Linked DNA regions of Mus musculus: region 1 is linked to region 2. Evidence: chromatin loops called from intact Hi-C (ENCODE). Cell type or tissue: left cerebral cortex. All regions are shown on one strand.

Evidence for each region. Peaks named below come from ENCODE experiments on the same cell type or tissue, not always from the same donor. Only the 100,000 strongest peaks of a DNase experiment are listed, where the experiment ranks them.
Region 1: it touches region 2 in a loop (2.4-fold over the local background); 2 of 42 quality-filtered maps call a loop at or near these places.

The regions. Positions count from the first base shown.
Region 1 is chr3:139,202,269-139,210,268 of GRCm38, forward strand. It overlaps Stpg2 (sperm tail PG rich repeat containing 2), which reads left to right and starts at 3,625. Exons shown (of 14, transcript NM_198659.2): 1 at 3,625-3,739. The coding sequence starts at 3,631. In left cerebral cortex, a CTCF peak has its summit at 3,297; DNase peaks (open chromatin) are centred at 2,436, 3,368 and 3,582; H3K4me3 peaks cover 1,294 bases; H3K27ac peaks cover 1,136 bases.
Region 2 is chr3:138,940,864-138,948,863 of GRCm38, forward strand. Rap1gds1 (RAP1, GTP-GDP dissociation stimulator 1) reads right to left here. Exons shown (of 15, transcript NM_001040690.2): 13 at 4,800-4,926; 14 at 867-995. Among named protein-coding and RNA genes, the nearest start is that of Rap1gds1, 130 kb to the right of the region's middle. In left cerebral cortex, a CTCF peak has its summit at 3,362 (motif pointing left); DNase peaks (open chromatin) are centred at 896, 1,903 and 7,636.

The DNA.
Region 1 (8,000 bases), 260 kb after region 2:
GCTGAACCACCTCCCATTTTTATTTCATTGAGAAGGGGTTTCACTCTGTAGTCCTGCTTGTCCTGGAACTCACAAAGGTCCACTTCTGTTTCCTGAAGCCTGGGATTAAAAATGCAAGACACCACATCTGCATAAGGCTCCATTAAAAAGTTTATTCTGAAAGGAGGTATTAGGTAGAAATGGAAGAAGCATAAATTCTAAGGTCAGATAAATTTTAGTCCAAACAGCTCTTGCTAACACCATGGAAATGTTCAACTAGAGTGCTGCTAAATAGCATTAAACATTTTTGATTTAGGCACTGTGAATGGCTGGACCAAATTATCTATATTGTGCTTATGGATAATTATAATTAACATTTTTAAGTAGCACACTCAATGAGGACTGTTCAAGAGACACAATGAGAGACTTTTAAAAATATTTACTTTTCTTATTTAAAAGTAATTTCTAATCCGTAAGTGCTATATACTCTGGTTATTGAACCACAAGAAGAAACTTTTTGCTGGAAATATACAGTGAAGACATATTTCCATGCTAAAAATAAAGACTTAAGAATGCAGAATTGTTGGAGATCAAGCATTATAAAATTATTAAGGGTCTGGAAGTTCTGCCATTGATCATCCACTCATCCCTATGAAGTCCTTGAGGAAAGAATGCTCTCCCAGGAGACAGGCTAGGCAAAGAACACTGTGTACCAAGCTGGTATTTCAGGCACAGGTTCCCTATTACAGGTTTGTGAATGAGCTTGAGGTGGTTGCTCTCCCACCCTCTCAATGGTCAAAAACTTAAGCCAGATAGAAGGCAGGTAACACCCTACCACTTCTATTGCTAATCTAACCCCAAATCTACTCAAGGAAGGGGTAATTTGTGCATTAAAGACAGCAATCAGCCAGAGAAGGATATGACTATGTTCCATTGTCATCTCCTCCATGGGACTTGTGAATCATCTCTCAGAAGGACACTTAACTACCATGTTCCTGAAATGACCCTTTCTTTTCCTAAGACTCTGAGCAATGTGACAAAGAAAACAGGTTGAGATGAGAACATTTAGGTAAGGGCTTTCTAGAGTAACTCATTCTCATATATCATGGGAACAATGGCCAACTAGGTTATCTTTAGAGGAAACCTGCCATCTATAGGACCATTCAGCAGTTCCTTTGCATGCTGGTCATGCAAGGACAAAACAGTCTAGGAAGCCAATGAAATCACTGCTTATGTGGTCTGATTTCCAAAGTCCCTTTCCCTGTGTTCATCAGGTGCAATGAAAAGCACTGTGAGATGCTCTTGCTGCAGCTGGACACTACTGCTGGTGGAAAGGGGACACTCAGCTGCACAGCATCGCTCTGTGCTCCATCCCTCTGTACACTCAATGTTAGCATGGTCACTCTCACCCCTGCCAGCATCCCTGTTGGTAGATTTCGAATAAATCCTTTATCTCACTACCTAGGTATTTTCTTCAATTTCTGGACAAATGGCAAGCTACCCTACTGCTATAGCACAACCAGGCTATCAATGCTATACTCTGGCATGAACATGCTGTCTGAATTGATATATTGGCTTTTATTACCAAGAGCAAATGATATATAAGGAATGTCCAATAGGTTGTTAAAGGAAACATGACTTTTAATGACACAATTTTCCATCCTTTTATCTGTGACTCTTTCTAGTATGTCATTGCACATCCATTCTAGTTCTTCTGAATGGGATCTTGCCAGATATATGAGGCAAAACAAACAAACAAAAAACAAAACAAACAAACAAAAAACCCCCACCAAGAACTCTTATGTTTCCTTTTTTGAGACAGGGATTCTCTGTGTAGTCCTTGCTGTCCTGGAACTCACTTGGTAGACTGGGATGGCCTGGTACTCACAGAGATCTGTTGCCTCTGCCTTCTGGGTGCTAGGATTAAAGGCATGTGTCACCACTTCCCAGCTACTTATGAGTTTTATAAGAATGTAGGAAGCATTAAGGTTAACAAGAAAGTTAAACACTTCATTACAAATAAGTTTCCCAAGTGCTTGTGATATTCTCTTGCCATTCTGTATACCTTGCTTGCCCCTTCTTGGGCTATTCATGACCTACCCAGGGACAGGGGCTTTAGTTTTATTTGTATCCAGGTTAACTTAGAAGAGTAAGAGAACTATATACATTTGCCAATAAGTTCTTTTCAAGTAAGTAATGATCCAGCTGTTTAGTAGAAGACATCAAAAGATTCTTAGGAACCACACACACATACTTTTTGAGTATTCTAACAGAGATGCCACAATTAATTCAGAACTAAGTAGCAAACTAAGAATCACAAAATTTAAATATATTTAAGTTTGTATTGGGGACTGAGGCACTCTAGCTCTTTTGTGGGTAAGGCAGGGCCATGGAAGGATTGCCTAAGCCAGTGGTTCTTTACCTGTGGGTCACAACCCCACTGGCAAACTTCTACCTCCAAAAATACTTACATTGTGCTTCCTAACAGTACCAAAGTTATAAAGTAGCAATGAAAATGATTTTATGGTATGGGGCCACTACAAGTTGAGAAACCGTATTAAAGGGTTGCAGCATTCAGAAGGTTGAGAACCACTGGCCTAAGCCTTTAAGGATGTTTAGAAGCTGTGTGGATTTCTTAATGAAAAAAACCAACCAAACACATAGATGGATTCTGATACTCTCCAGCGCCTGTTGCTGAAGATTCAGTGGATCGATGAGGGTGGCTTGGGCTTTTTCGATGCCTTCACCTTACTTTGTAGACAATGTTGCCATTTATCCGTGTCCAACACCAGAAGCAGTTTTTAGCCCTTGCCCTTGACTTGCTTCAGTAGGCAAGCTTTCCCCTTTTCAGATGTTGCCATTTCTTGTCACCCCCCCACCCCCGCCCCCAACCCTCTGCGTTCCCAGCTTTCCTTTAGAAATCTTGATGGCCTGCAGGTCAGATTCAGTAGTGACTTTATTCAGAGGATGCCTTTTTGACAGGAGTGAAGGGGGACTTTGCTGATCCCAAACCCTGTTTTGGGGTCCCGAGCTTTTCTATTCCACCTGTCCCCGCCTCGCTGCCCCGCCCCCCGGGTCTTTCCAGTCACCCTGATTTACAGGGAAGGCAAATCAAAATCAAATTAATTCGCCTCCTTCTAGTGCGTTTCTAGGGCTTTTCTGCGCAGCGAAGGTATTCTGGGACAGGAAGCAGGTGAGTTGAGGCGGAGCTGAGGTGGAGCTGAGGTGCAGCACCGCCCTGCCTAGCGCAGGGAGCTTCGTCAGACTCTACAAGACATCTCCGAGCTCTGAGCGCTCGACCGGAAATGCTCCGAGGCCGGTGCCGGAAGTGCACCTACAGGCCCGAGTCCTTCCGGCCTCTGCCCTTCCAAGGTTTCCGGGAGGCGGGGAGTGGGCGGAGCCAGAGCCGGAAGTTCAGGCGGCTAAGCCCGGTCTCTGGCGTGACCCGTGAGCGCTGAATTGAACGCTGGCGGGCTGGCGGGCGGGTCCTCTGGCTGCTGTCCTCGCCACTTTACCTCTGTGCCGAGGACCCGAGGGAAAGCTGACGCCGCTGAGCCAGTCAGCACGCAGCTCGCACTCTAGTCCCGCGTGTAGGGACGACGCAGGCCGCCTGTCTAGTTTCCGGTCCCGTGGGCCCCGCCCCTCATCACTATGTATGACCGTGCTCCGCGCTGGCTCGACTGTGCCAACCGCGGCAGCACCGAGGAGCACGTGGGGCCTGGGACCTACCAGGTACCTTTTCCTAAGCAGCAGGCCACAGGTAAGATGCTGATGGCCAGCTTGCGGTGACAGACGGCCCGCCTTCAGCCTGCCCTCAGGTTAAACACAAAGTCAAAAAGGACCACTGTTCAGAAATGTAACACGTCGCAGGTAGAGACGATACTAGAACCAGGATTTTGATTCCTTGGCTCTTGACTGTATGACATAACAAGTTTGTGACTGTATGAAACACAATACTTGCTTTTGCACACACTTTAATCAGATTTATTTACCACGATGTAATTGTTTACATTTCTATTCTGTATTATCACTTACAAATTGGATCCCGTCCCCAATCTCCCCCACTCCCCGGAGTGAAGTTATCTGACCATCCCTGGCTTTATACTGAGACCCTCTTTCTACATTCTGTGAAAAGTTATAGCCTTCAGGGGTGGCCTAGGGACTAATAATTGAAGTAGTTAATTGCTTTTCTTCATTTCTCACCCCCCCCCCCCCCCCCAGTTTGTGAATTAGGTCCAACTTTTAATAAATATTTCTAATTCGGTCTCTGCTTTTAAAGTTCTGGTTTTTGTTTTTGTTTGAGTTTAATACCACCCAAATTCTAGTGGTTTCTTTTGTAAACCTGCATTTTTCAGTAGATATAAAATACCTCCTGCCCCCTTAAAGTTCCAGGAGTGAGTACTCTGTTTACATCCCTGCTCCATTATGGTTAGTTTAAGTTTCTCTGGACATGGTAAAATTCTGTTTGCGTTTCAGATCTCAAATTTTACATCTTTTCAGCATCTGTCCTCAGCATTTTTGGTACCTATGCCAAGTACTGTTGAGATGGTATAAGCATGTATTCCCCAGCATCTTGTGTTTACCAGTGACCATCTGTAATGGGCACACCTATGATGCTTTTGCACACCCATAACTTTTTTTTTTGACCTTTATTTTGGTACAGCTGACCACTTTCTTTGTTGCTTTCTGTCTCATTTTTTTTCCTGCTGTTCAGTACCTGACACATGATTCGGTACTGAAGCAAGGAATCATGTTTTATTTTTCTTTTTTTCCCACTAATCATGCACAGCTAAATTTATAAGATACTTAGCTTTACATCTTGTTCTTGTTGCTTTGCTCATTGTACTCTCTTATTCATATCTGTTACTTCAATCACCATTTATATCCAGCCACTCCCAAGTGAAATTCTTTATAGAGATAGAGGTGGTTTATGTCTCTAAGTTTCCCACAGGCTTAAAGTCTGCGTCGTTGTCAGTCACTTTACAGACATCCTTGCATGGCTGGTCTAAGCTTTAGAACTCTAGCTTACTTTTTTTGCCTGGCCATTTCTCTTGGCCTTTAAGACCATTGGTTAAATGTTCACAATCTCTCAGAAATTCTTCCCCTTTGTTCATAGCTACCCAATTTAATACAATCCAATTTATTTTTTCTCAATTAAATCAGTAGCATGTTGTTTCTGTCTCAGTGTCATAATTTTATCTTTCATTTTGTGTTTAGTAGTATGTTTAAAAAACATACATTATTTGAAAAACAAAAAATATATTTATTTTTGTTAACGGCAGGGTTAAAAAATCTAAACTCATCAATGGTAGTAGAATTCTTTTTTGTTATCACCCCCGGTCTTGTGTTCCATTTAGTCTGATCTTTCCAAACACCTGTACATGCTCCTACACATGACCTACAGTTCAGCCATTCTAACTTGATAATATTCTTAAGATCATTTTTTGTCACTTCTGTTCTTTTGCACCATGTGCCCAGTGTGTTCTATGCTCCTACTCCTCCTGGCTTGCTTCTACTTATTCTTGATATTCAATTGAAATAAAAATCTCTGACTAGTCTTACTTTTCCATCCTTCTGGCTTATGGTAACTTTTTTGGTAGCAGTTTGATTCTAACACACACACACACACACACACAAAAGCTCCACCAAAATGTAAACTACTTGAGAGCAGGGATCATGATGTTTACTCCATTCTTAGTTTTCAACCCAGTAAAACAATATTCTTAGTGAAAAATACCTTGTAGTAACGTATAAACTAGTGGACCACATTAAAAGTTTCTATGGGGTGGGTGAGATGGCTTAATGGGTAAAGTCACTTACTGCCAAATTTGATGACTTGAGCATAATAACTCTTAACATCTTGTAAGATGACTCTTACAAGTTGTCATCTGTCTTCCACATGTACACACACACACACACACACACACACACACACAGAAAGACAGACACACACACACACATAACACCTTCTCCAAAACACTATGGCTTTTGTTACTAAAGGGTAGTATGTAGGATATAGTCAGCCCTGTATACTAACTTAAAGGATTATACTTTGTTCACTTTTGAAGTATGTTTAAAAATTCTGTGCTTGGGAACTCTGAGGAGATTGTGTGTGTGTGTGTGTGTGTGTGTGTGTGTGTGTGTGTGTGTGCGCGCGCGCGTGCATGCTATGCTGTTCAGGGCAACATGTTTATAATTGATAGAACAGGTGTTTCTGAGCATTTTTCTGCTACATTTCTCGATGAGATAATTTAAAAGCAGCTACCATGCTATTTCATGCATGTTTATAATAGGTAATTTACTGAACTGTGCAGAGCTGTCCATCTATTTCAATGAAAGATTAGGTGTATGTTAAGAGTCTGATGTGGAAAGGAAAGATGGAGGGACCTTGTGTAACTTAATTCTTACAGCAAGCCTCACAAGAGGGACAGATCTTGTAGTGTTAGGATATTCTCAACCTAGTGGTCTCCTTTTTCCTCTTTATCTTACTTAGCCAACCCTCCAGTATACTAGCTCCATGTTTTCCTACTTAATATACTAATTGATAGCCTTGGTTTTAGGTCATTTGATCAGGAATAAACTTAAGATTTGTATCCTTAATGGATCAGGACTGAGCTACTGTGTTTTTATGAGTGGGAAAGAGAATGGATATTCAAATTCCACAGGCAAAAAAGAGCTATGTCTTGCTTTTTTTTTTTTTTAACTAATCTGAGAAGGAAGCATATCTTCCTAAAGCAATATTTCCCTAAGGAGAGGTAGCCTAGTCTACCATCTTATCACATGAGAAAACAAGTTCTTTTAAAAATACATGCCTATCCTGGTATTGTGTCGGGAGTATTTCATTACTTTTTAAATGTACTTTCAAAGTGAACAGCACCCAACATTAGCTGTCTATGTGGAATATGTATCAGTCAACTAAACTGGAAAACAGCATCTTCTAGTTATTTTCTTTTGCAGCATTCTTCTTTGAAGGAGTTTTATCTGCCACCAGTGCAGGGTGGAAGGAGATTTATCAGTGGTCCTGTAGATGCACCTATATGTTTATGCTGACAAGAATGATTTTATTGTCCTAGCTAGTCAGAATATAGATAATGCACATACCAGGGAGTGCAGTTGTGACATAGGTTTAGATAATTAATGTATATGTGATTGCTGTGTACACTGGTATCTCTGCAGATGAATGCCTGTTTCAATGACCTTGTTGTTTTATATGTGAAGAACGCCCTTTGCTTTGTGGCTGTCATTGTGGCTGCATAACTTGTCTTTTCATCACATACTGGACACCTTCTTTTGTAGAATGGACTTTTATTGCTTTGTGCCAGTCTGATTTATCTTTTGCTGTCGGCACATCAAACTCAATATATCCCAAACTGAACTCATTCCTTTTAAATCTTTCCTTCTCCCATGCTCTTAATTTCCCTTTTCTGTCAGTTTGATTTATCATTGTAAGGTACCACTTCATATGTCAGCTTATTTATATACCCCACATCAAATTCTACTAATGTGAATTCTCTGGAGCACTCTTCTTTTTGTACCTTAGACATTGGCAGCATAGATAGTATGATAATTGTCTTTACTTAATTTCTCCATCATTTGAAATCAGGTTTTTATCTTTTACTGTACTTTCTTTATTACGCAGGCTCATAGAATACATAATACAGTATACAAAATATCCAGTATTATGAATGACTAACAAAATGTATAATATAGAAAACCAGTTATTCTTTATTGTTGATTGTGAAGAGTATTGCAAGACTACCTTATGCCTGCCAGTGATAAAAGTAACAACACAGAAGGTTTTAAAAAAATATTTTAAAGCTTAGGTCTTTCAGCTAGAGCAATCTCCCAGCTACTCTAACCCCACCAATCCTGCCATTATACTCTGTTATGTGGTCAGTCCTACAACTCTGCTCTGCTCTAGTCCATCCATCCACAGGTAAGGAAGAACAAATACTTACACAATATGAGACAGAGGATGGGCTATAGAAATAACAATACCGAGGACCTGCTAGTATTTCACT
Region 2 (8,000 bases):
TGGTAGATTATAAAATGACTCCATAAAGACTATCTGACACTTCAAACTTACCAACACCATAGACTGAAACTGAGAGAAAAGTCTAGACAATGGTACTCAAAAATTAGTAGGACTAACTACGTTAACACCACATGCATCAGACTGCAGAGCAAGGAGGCTAGCAAAGACTCAGAGGGACATTACACTGGGACAGAAAAGTCATTCTACCAAGAAATGGAAGCAGTCCTAAAGTTGTATGTACCTACCAACTGTTTTACATCATTCTAAGAAAAAATTGATACAGCTAAGAGGACCAACATACAGATGTATCATTCTGGGGTGTGTGTGTGTCTTCAACATTACCCTTTCAACAAAAACACTCAGGAAATCAGAAAGAAAACAGGAAATTTTATACACAAACACACACACTCACACAATTAATGATTTCTTGAATGAAGTCTTTAGCTATTTTATGTAAAGAAAGCTTGTTCTTTACATAAAATTTATCTTGGCATTAATAAACGTAACTTGATTTTTGAAGTATTTACTTGTTTGCTGTATTTAGTTTATGATACCTTCTCTTACAGAAGAATTTTTTGGGGGACAGTTTTGGTTTAAAAGTAGAGCTGGCTCAGCAGTCAGGAGTACATACTGCTCTTACGAGACAGAGGGACTGAGTGTGGTTCCCAGGACCCAAATTTGGCAGCTCAAAACTGCCTATGATTATGGCTGCAGTTATCTGATACTCCATTCTGCCCCCTGTATCCTCTTTCAAACAAATTGCTTCTTCTTTTTAAACCATTATTTATTTATATCATTTATTATGACCATACGTTTAACATCTGATGAAAGCCACATGCTGACACTGCGACAGGAGGAAGCCTTACCGGATCCCATGAGAGCGCAGATCAGGACCATGGAATTGTACTTGATCTCCGGGGCACTTCTCTCATCTGCTAGCAGTCGGTGTAAGATCTGAACAAGCTGAGCACTTGCGAGATCCTTCTCAGCGGGACCTTTAGTGGGAAACAAAGCGTGTCACAGCTGTTGCTAAACACCATCAGGCTGAATACTTTCTCTCTTCTACCCACTGTTCATTCATAGGGCACTTCCCAAAAGGACTGGTGAGCTCTCTTAGAAAAGGGTAGCAGAGGGGATGGGGAAGACAAAAGCTGAAATTCTGCTTTAAAACAACACCTGTAACAACAACAAAACCCCTAAAACTTGTAACTGGCTTTTCTGTTCTGTTGTTTTTTTGAGACAAGGTTTCTTTGGACTCTAATGAACTGTCCTGTTCCAAGCTTCCCTGTTTCTTAAGGGTGTTAACAAAAGATACTATATTTTGGTATACTTTCCTTTTTAGCTTTTAATATTGTCTCTTTGTATTTTTGACATCTTGTCTCTGATATATTGTGTAGAGGTTTTTCTCTGATCAAACCTGGGCTGTCCTGGGCTGTAGACCAGGGAGGCTTTGAACTCAGACGTGCCTTCCTTCCTTCCGAGTGCTGGGAGTAAAGGCTTGTGCCTTAGTTATTATTTACTAGTCGATACTTTGTGTTTTAATTTTGATCTTACCAGAAAATCAACACCAGAAAAGATAAGACAAAGCAAAACAAACAAGATGATAGTAAATTCAGACATTTGTAAAGGAAAAAGAAACGTGTCCCCAAACTCCCAAGAAATCTGGGATACATGCAAGAAATCAAACCTAAGAAGCCAAAGGCAGGAGAAACTGAGACAGGCAATTTTTATTCAACAAAGCAACAACTTGATTCAGGGAAAAAAATTCTGGCAATAGGAAAGCCTGGGATAATACAGTTCCAGCCCGGGAAGTGAACGACCAACCCCCCCCCATCACTACACCCACCAAACTCAACTGAAGGCAGCTCAGGACAAGCAAGCCACCACCGTAGGAGACTCTTAGTGGAGTGTACAGAAGAAGCCGTCAGTATCATCCATGCGCACACAGGAACACACACATCTCATGAGAGGGACGGATGAACAGAGAGCCAAGAGGGAACTAACTGCACCCAATGCAACAAACTGCTAGTGGTAACAGATGCAGGACAATCCAACCTATCACACCATCACCTAACACTGTCACAGGAGACAGCAGATCCCTAAGGATACCTTTAAATGCAAAAGACCTCAATCCACCAGTTGCAAGTCTCAGACTAAGTGGATTAAGAAAAGATGATCTGTCGTCCCCAAGGAACATAGTTAAGATGTACAAACACAAACACGGAGGGTCAAAGGATGTATAAGTCTACCAGCTGTGAGGAAGCTGGTACGAGGGACAGAGATTAGGATTAGTGTTTTGGAAGGTAAAACAGCTAGGGAAAAGCGAGTCCTGGGGTGGATAGTTTTCATATGGCATGTCCTAAAATAGTGGGGATGGCACCTGCTTCCTCTTCTTCCCTGAAGAGAGCTAGATGTGCAGGCTTGCTTGTCCCAGGCATGTACAGTTGGACACAGGCAACAGCCCTCTGCCTTTGAGTAAACCAACAGGGAAGATGTATAGGAAAAATTTACCCCTCTCTGACAAAGACACTCAACCAAATGGAAACCCAGTTAAAAGGATGGACCATCCAGAGACTACCCGACCCGGGGATCCATCCCATAATCAGCCACCAAACCCAGACACTATTACATATGCCAGCAAGATTTTGCTGAAAGGACCCTGATATAGCTGTCTCCGGTGAGGCTATGCCAGTGCCTGACAAATACAGAAGTGGATGCCCACAGTCATCTATTGGATGGAACACAGGTCTCCTAAAGGAGGAGCCAGAGAAAGTAACCAAGGAGCTAAATGGGGTCGGCAACCCTATAGAAGGATCAACAATATGAACTAACCAGTATCCCCCAGAACTGTGTCTCTAGGTGCATATGTAGCAGAAGATTGCCTAGTCGGCCATCATTGGGAAGAGAGGCCCCTTGGTCTTGCAAACTTTATATGCCCCAGTACAGGGGAATGCCAGGGCCAAGAAGTAGGAGTGGGTGGGTAGGGGAGCAGGGCGGGTCAAAGACCCAGCTCCTTGGGGGTGGGGGAAGATGTTTGAGAAACCCCTAGCCAAACTAAAACAAAGACTTAAATTAATAGAATTAGAGATGAAAAAGAGTTGTTAAAACACACCAACAAAATCTGTCAGATCATCTGGGGGTACTTTGAAAAACGATTCCAAAAGGCAGAAAACCCAGATGAAATGGACTGATGTCTAGCTCATTTTGTTCTACCAAAATTAAACTGCTCAGGGCTGGAGAGACGGCTCAGTGGTTAAAAGCATTGGCTGTTCTTCCAAAGGTCCTGAGTTCAATTCCCAGCAACCATGTGGTGGCTCGCAACCATCTGTAATGGGATTCGATGCCCTCTTCTGGTGTATCTGTGAGTGACAGTGTACTCACATACATACAATAAATAAATCGTAAAAAAAAACCCAAAACCACTAAACTGTTCAACCTATAATGAGACTGAATCAGTAAAGAAAACCACAGGCCGCTGAATTCTGCCAAGCTTATAAGGAAGACCTAATGCTGGCACTTCTCAAACTAGGATCACCCTGACACCCAAACTAGGTAAAAATGTAAGGAAAGTTCAGATCAGTGTTCTGATAATCAACCAAAACTTCCTAACGGAGTATCTATAAACCAAATCCTAGACTACATTAAGGAGATTATGAACCATGAATAATTTGGTTTCATCCCAGGGTTGCGAGGCTTGGTGAACATACGAAAACCAATAAACACACACAACAGAAAAGGTCTTAAGGACATCATGATAGACAAGGAAAAGGTTTATGAGAATGTTCAACATCCCTTCATGATAGAAAAGTACTCAAGAAACTAGGAACAGACAGAACATACCCTAACATATTACAGGCTACATACTGTAGTCATAGCTAAGGTGCTAGACTAACTTTGGAAAAGGGCAGGGAGCCTGTCCTGTTAGAACCTAGAACTCTCCCCACTCTTGTTTTATACAGTCAGTGTTTGCAGTAACACTTAGAGAAACACTGTGAGAAAGATGTAAAAGGGATACAGATAGGAAAGGCAGGAGCCTAATTATCCCTGTTTGCAGAGAACATGACTATGTCCTTAAAGGACCCTCTGGACAGGGTGTGTGTGCAGCAGTTCTCAGTCTTACCCAAAGGTTATGTGGCGCTAATATACCATCCCTGGCTGATACATCAGGGTCTGTTAATGAACCAAAAGGTGTCCTATATAAGCTATTTGTGTTTTGGCTTCTCATAGAGAATTTTGCCACGTGGATACTGTATACTACACAGCCACCAACAAGCACAGACAGAAACCAACAGTTTTGTTCAACTCTGCTTTGTGGGGACTTTTGACCACATACCTACAGAAGACACAGGGAGAGTGTAGATAAAGGCAGTACTGTAGAATGATAGAAAGCATTTATAGAGGTTATTAACAGGCACACGGGGATCGAACTCAGGGCCTAATGCATGCCAGGCAAGAACTCTGCCAATTGAGCTACAACCCCAGTTCCAGGTTCCTGGTGTGATATTCCAGGTATCATTTCGATTATCTATAAGCCCTGCTGAAAACGTGCTATGTATCTTCTAAGTAAAATATCATTTAAAGCTTAAGCCTTAAAGTGTTGATTTTAAAATGTCACACAAGGCACAGCGACTGGAGACACCCGTGACCGCAACTTACACACGATTTCCCACAGATTCAGATGTGAGTACACACTAGCCAGATACTTCCACAGCCAAGGCTCTACCTGACTTCAATTCTACTCCTGTGCTTTAGTCCAAGTTAAAAACAGGAAAAGGTAAGTTTGTCAGCAAGGTACTTACCCAGTTCCAAGGCTGCTATCAGTGCCAGGGCGACAAGAGCTTCATTCTGCATGATTACATGTTCACTAGTTGCCATGGTAACCAGGTGCTTGATGCCACCACTCTGTACAATGGTTTTAATTACATCCTACAATAAATAAATATCACAGCATTATAAACCTTAATTCTACACATAAAGAGATGGCATTCCAATCAGCCGGCTCATTGTTGAGTGCTTATGTGCAGGATTCAATGCATTTTAATCATAAAGAAAAGCTTTTAGCTTTAAATAAATTCTTCAAAACACGACAAATTAAATTGCTTAAATGAAAAAGACCATTGCATTTCCTATCAAGGAAGGCCTAAAAACTTCTGAAACTAACGAACTAAAAGTACCATTTCATTTCCCCCAATTCTCCAAGGCAGGTCTCTAAGGACTCTGGGTAAAGGTTTTGTTTGTTTGTTTGTTTAATAATTAAAAGTATTTTAAAATTATCTTTTACTCCTTTGTTTGATTTGACAAAATTGAGAAAATTACATGGCAAAAAACTGAGAGCAGGAGAAAAGCCTTCCCCAGGAAAGAGTGCACTAACTGGGTGTCCAATACCATACAGTCAGCCCTGAAAACAGGTATGTATGTGTGTATGCACACACACACAATTAGTGAGAAATGAGGCCATGAATTTGAGAGAGAGGAGGGGTGTATTGGAGTGTTCGGAGGGAAGGGAATAAAGAGTTTAATGGCGAAAAGAAAACAGTGCATATGCATTTCTTTTCCTTACACTCACACTCTCATACACAACCAACAACAACAAAACCTAAAGAGAAAGAACTTTTGCCACAATTTCTCACTGACTCTGAGGAGAGGTGGTGGGAGCTCTGATGTAGCTAAGTCCTAATATCAACACTGACTTTGACAGAGCAAACTCCTGAGCCTGTGTTCTGTCAAGTAACTTTGTCTGTGACATGATTTATCTTTCATATGTTCTGTAGTAACTACAGAGTTATTATATAAAAGGACATGTAAGATATGTGGTAAGAAGTCAGCTCGGGAAGAACGAAGACCAAGATGCGGATACTTTGCCCCTTCTTGGAATTGGGAGCAAGGCACCCATGGAAGGAGCTATAGAGACAGAGTTTGGAGCTGATACGAAAGGATGGGCCATCTAGAGACTGCCATACCCCGGGATCCATCCCATAATCAGCCTCCAAACGCTGACACCATTGCATACACTAGCAAGATTTTGCTGAAAGGACCCTTATATTGCTGTCTCTTGTGAGACTATGCCCAGGCCTAGCAAACACAGAAGTGGATGCTCACAAGTCAGCTATTGGATGGATCACAGTGCCCCCAATGGAGGAGCTGGAGAAAGTATCCAAGGAGCTAAAGGGATCTGCAACCCTATAGGTGGAACAACAACATGAACTAACCAGTACCTCCCCAACCTCCCCCCCCCCCCCAGCTCGTGTCTCTAGCTGCGTATGTATCAGAAGATGGCCTGGTCGGCCATCAGTGGAAAGAGAGGCCCATTGGTCGTGCAGACCTTATATGCCTCAGTACAAGGGAACGCCAGGGCCAAGAAGTGGGAGTGGGTGGGTGGGGGAGTGGGTGTGGGAAGGTGTGGGGGACTTTTGGGATAGCATTGGAAATGTAAATGAAATAAATACCTAATAAAAAAATGAAAAAAAAAAAAAGAAGTCAGATGCAGTTACAGTTCTTCTTAGAAACTAGTTTGTCTTCACTGTTACGAGTTTTGTTAGCCTGTAACTCTTACATTAAAGAGTTCATAGTGACTCATAGAAAAATCTACATTTTAGAATAATCAAGTTACTTCCTGTTAGCTTCAATTATGTACAAATCTAACTGTCATTATGACTTTTATAATTTTCTAAACTATTTAAAAATGGTTTCCTTTATGTTTCTATTTCACATAAAATTTTAAATCAACCATTTACAGAAATATCATTCCTTCAGCCCAGTGATCCCAAGTGGCACCTAAGAATTACATGTCTTATGGGCGGCTGTGCTCGGCGGCTGCTAAGTCGTTCCCCCTTTAGTATTTACTGTGTTGGCGCATGTCAGTGCAAGTGTGATCACAGAGGTCTGAGAACCATCCTGGGAATTCTCTCCTAACACCTTGTGGGATCCTGAGAGCAAACTCAGAGAATCAGACCTGCCCATAAGCCCCACTACCCACTAAGCACCTCACCTGTTCCAGGGAAACGAGGCTTTAAAATCCTTTTCTAACTTCCTAAGTATTACCTATTTGTTAACAAGGTAAGAGTTTATTAGAATCTTGGATATAATTTTTAAAATCATTCAAGAGTTTCATGGAACTTCCATGGGAACTTACTGACCAGGAAACATAAACAGATGCATGCAGTCCCCTAAGGAAGGTCTGTGATTTTTTTTTCTTTCTTTCTCTTTTTAAATCAATAGTGTACTGTGGCAGAATAGCAGGAAATGAATGAATGAATGAATGAATGAAGCGTGTAATGAGAAATAGCCTTTGAGTCCAAGCACTTAGTTAAAGCACGTCAACTCTCATCAGAACAGGTATCCGAGCATTTTCCTTTTCAAATGTCTATCCTATCTGCAACTACTTCAACTAAAGTTTATTCAACAGCTTCTCCGTATGGCTGACTTTTCTGATAGAATGATAAGAGCTTAGAGACACAGCTTATTTTTATCCTGCAGAGGATTCTCTGAGCAAGATACAGTCTCCCGCTTACAAATGAAAAGTGATATTTGTCCAAGTCAGGCTGGGACTAAGGTAAAGCAAAGGTTCAAATCCAGGAAGTCTTCGCTCCAAACCAAATATGGACAAAGCAAATGTCACGGTACCTGCTTTAGTCACCATAGGCACCACAGAGTGAGACGCTTCACATGGTCCTAAGAGCCTTCACAAACGTATTTACAACTTTGTTTTAACTTCAAGATTGTTTTCCAGAAACAAAGGTTACTCCAGCATTCCAGAAACCAAGATTGTCCAAGGAGTATAACTTAAACGCTAGTCTTCACAAAGTAAATCCAGCTATTCAGTTAGCTTCTCTTAGAGCATTTCAGTTGCAATGAATAAAGCAAGAAATGAGACTTCTCTACAGCCTGGATGTCTACAAAGTCTACAGACATTTCAGACAGTTGGAAACAATGCATTACAGGTTGATTTTTCAATATCTTGTTTTGTTTTAAATAGAAAACCAAGTTTTGGAACACAAAGA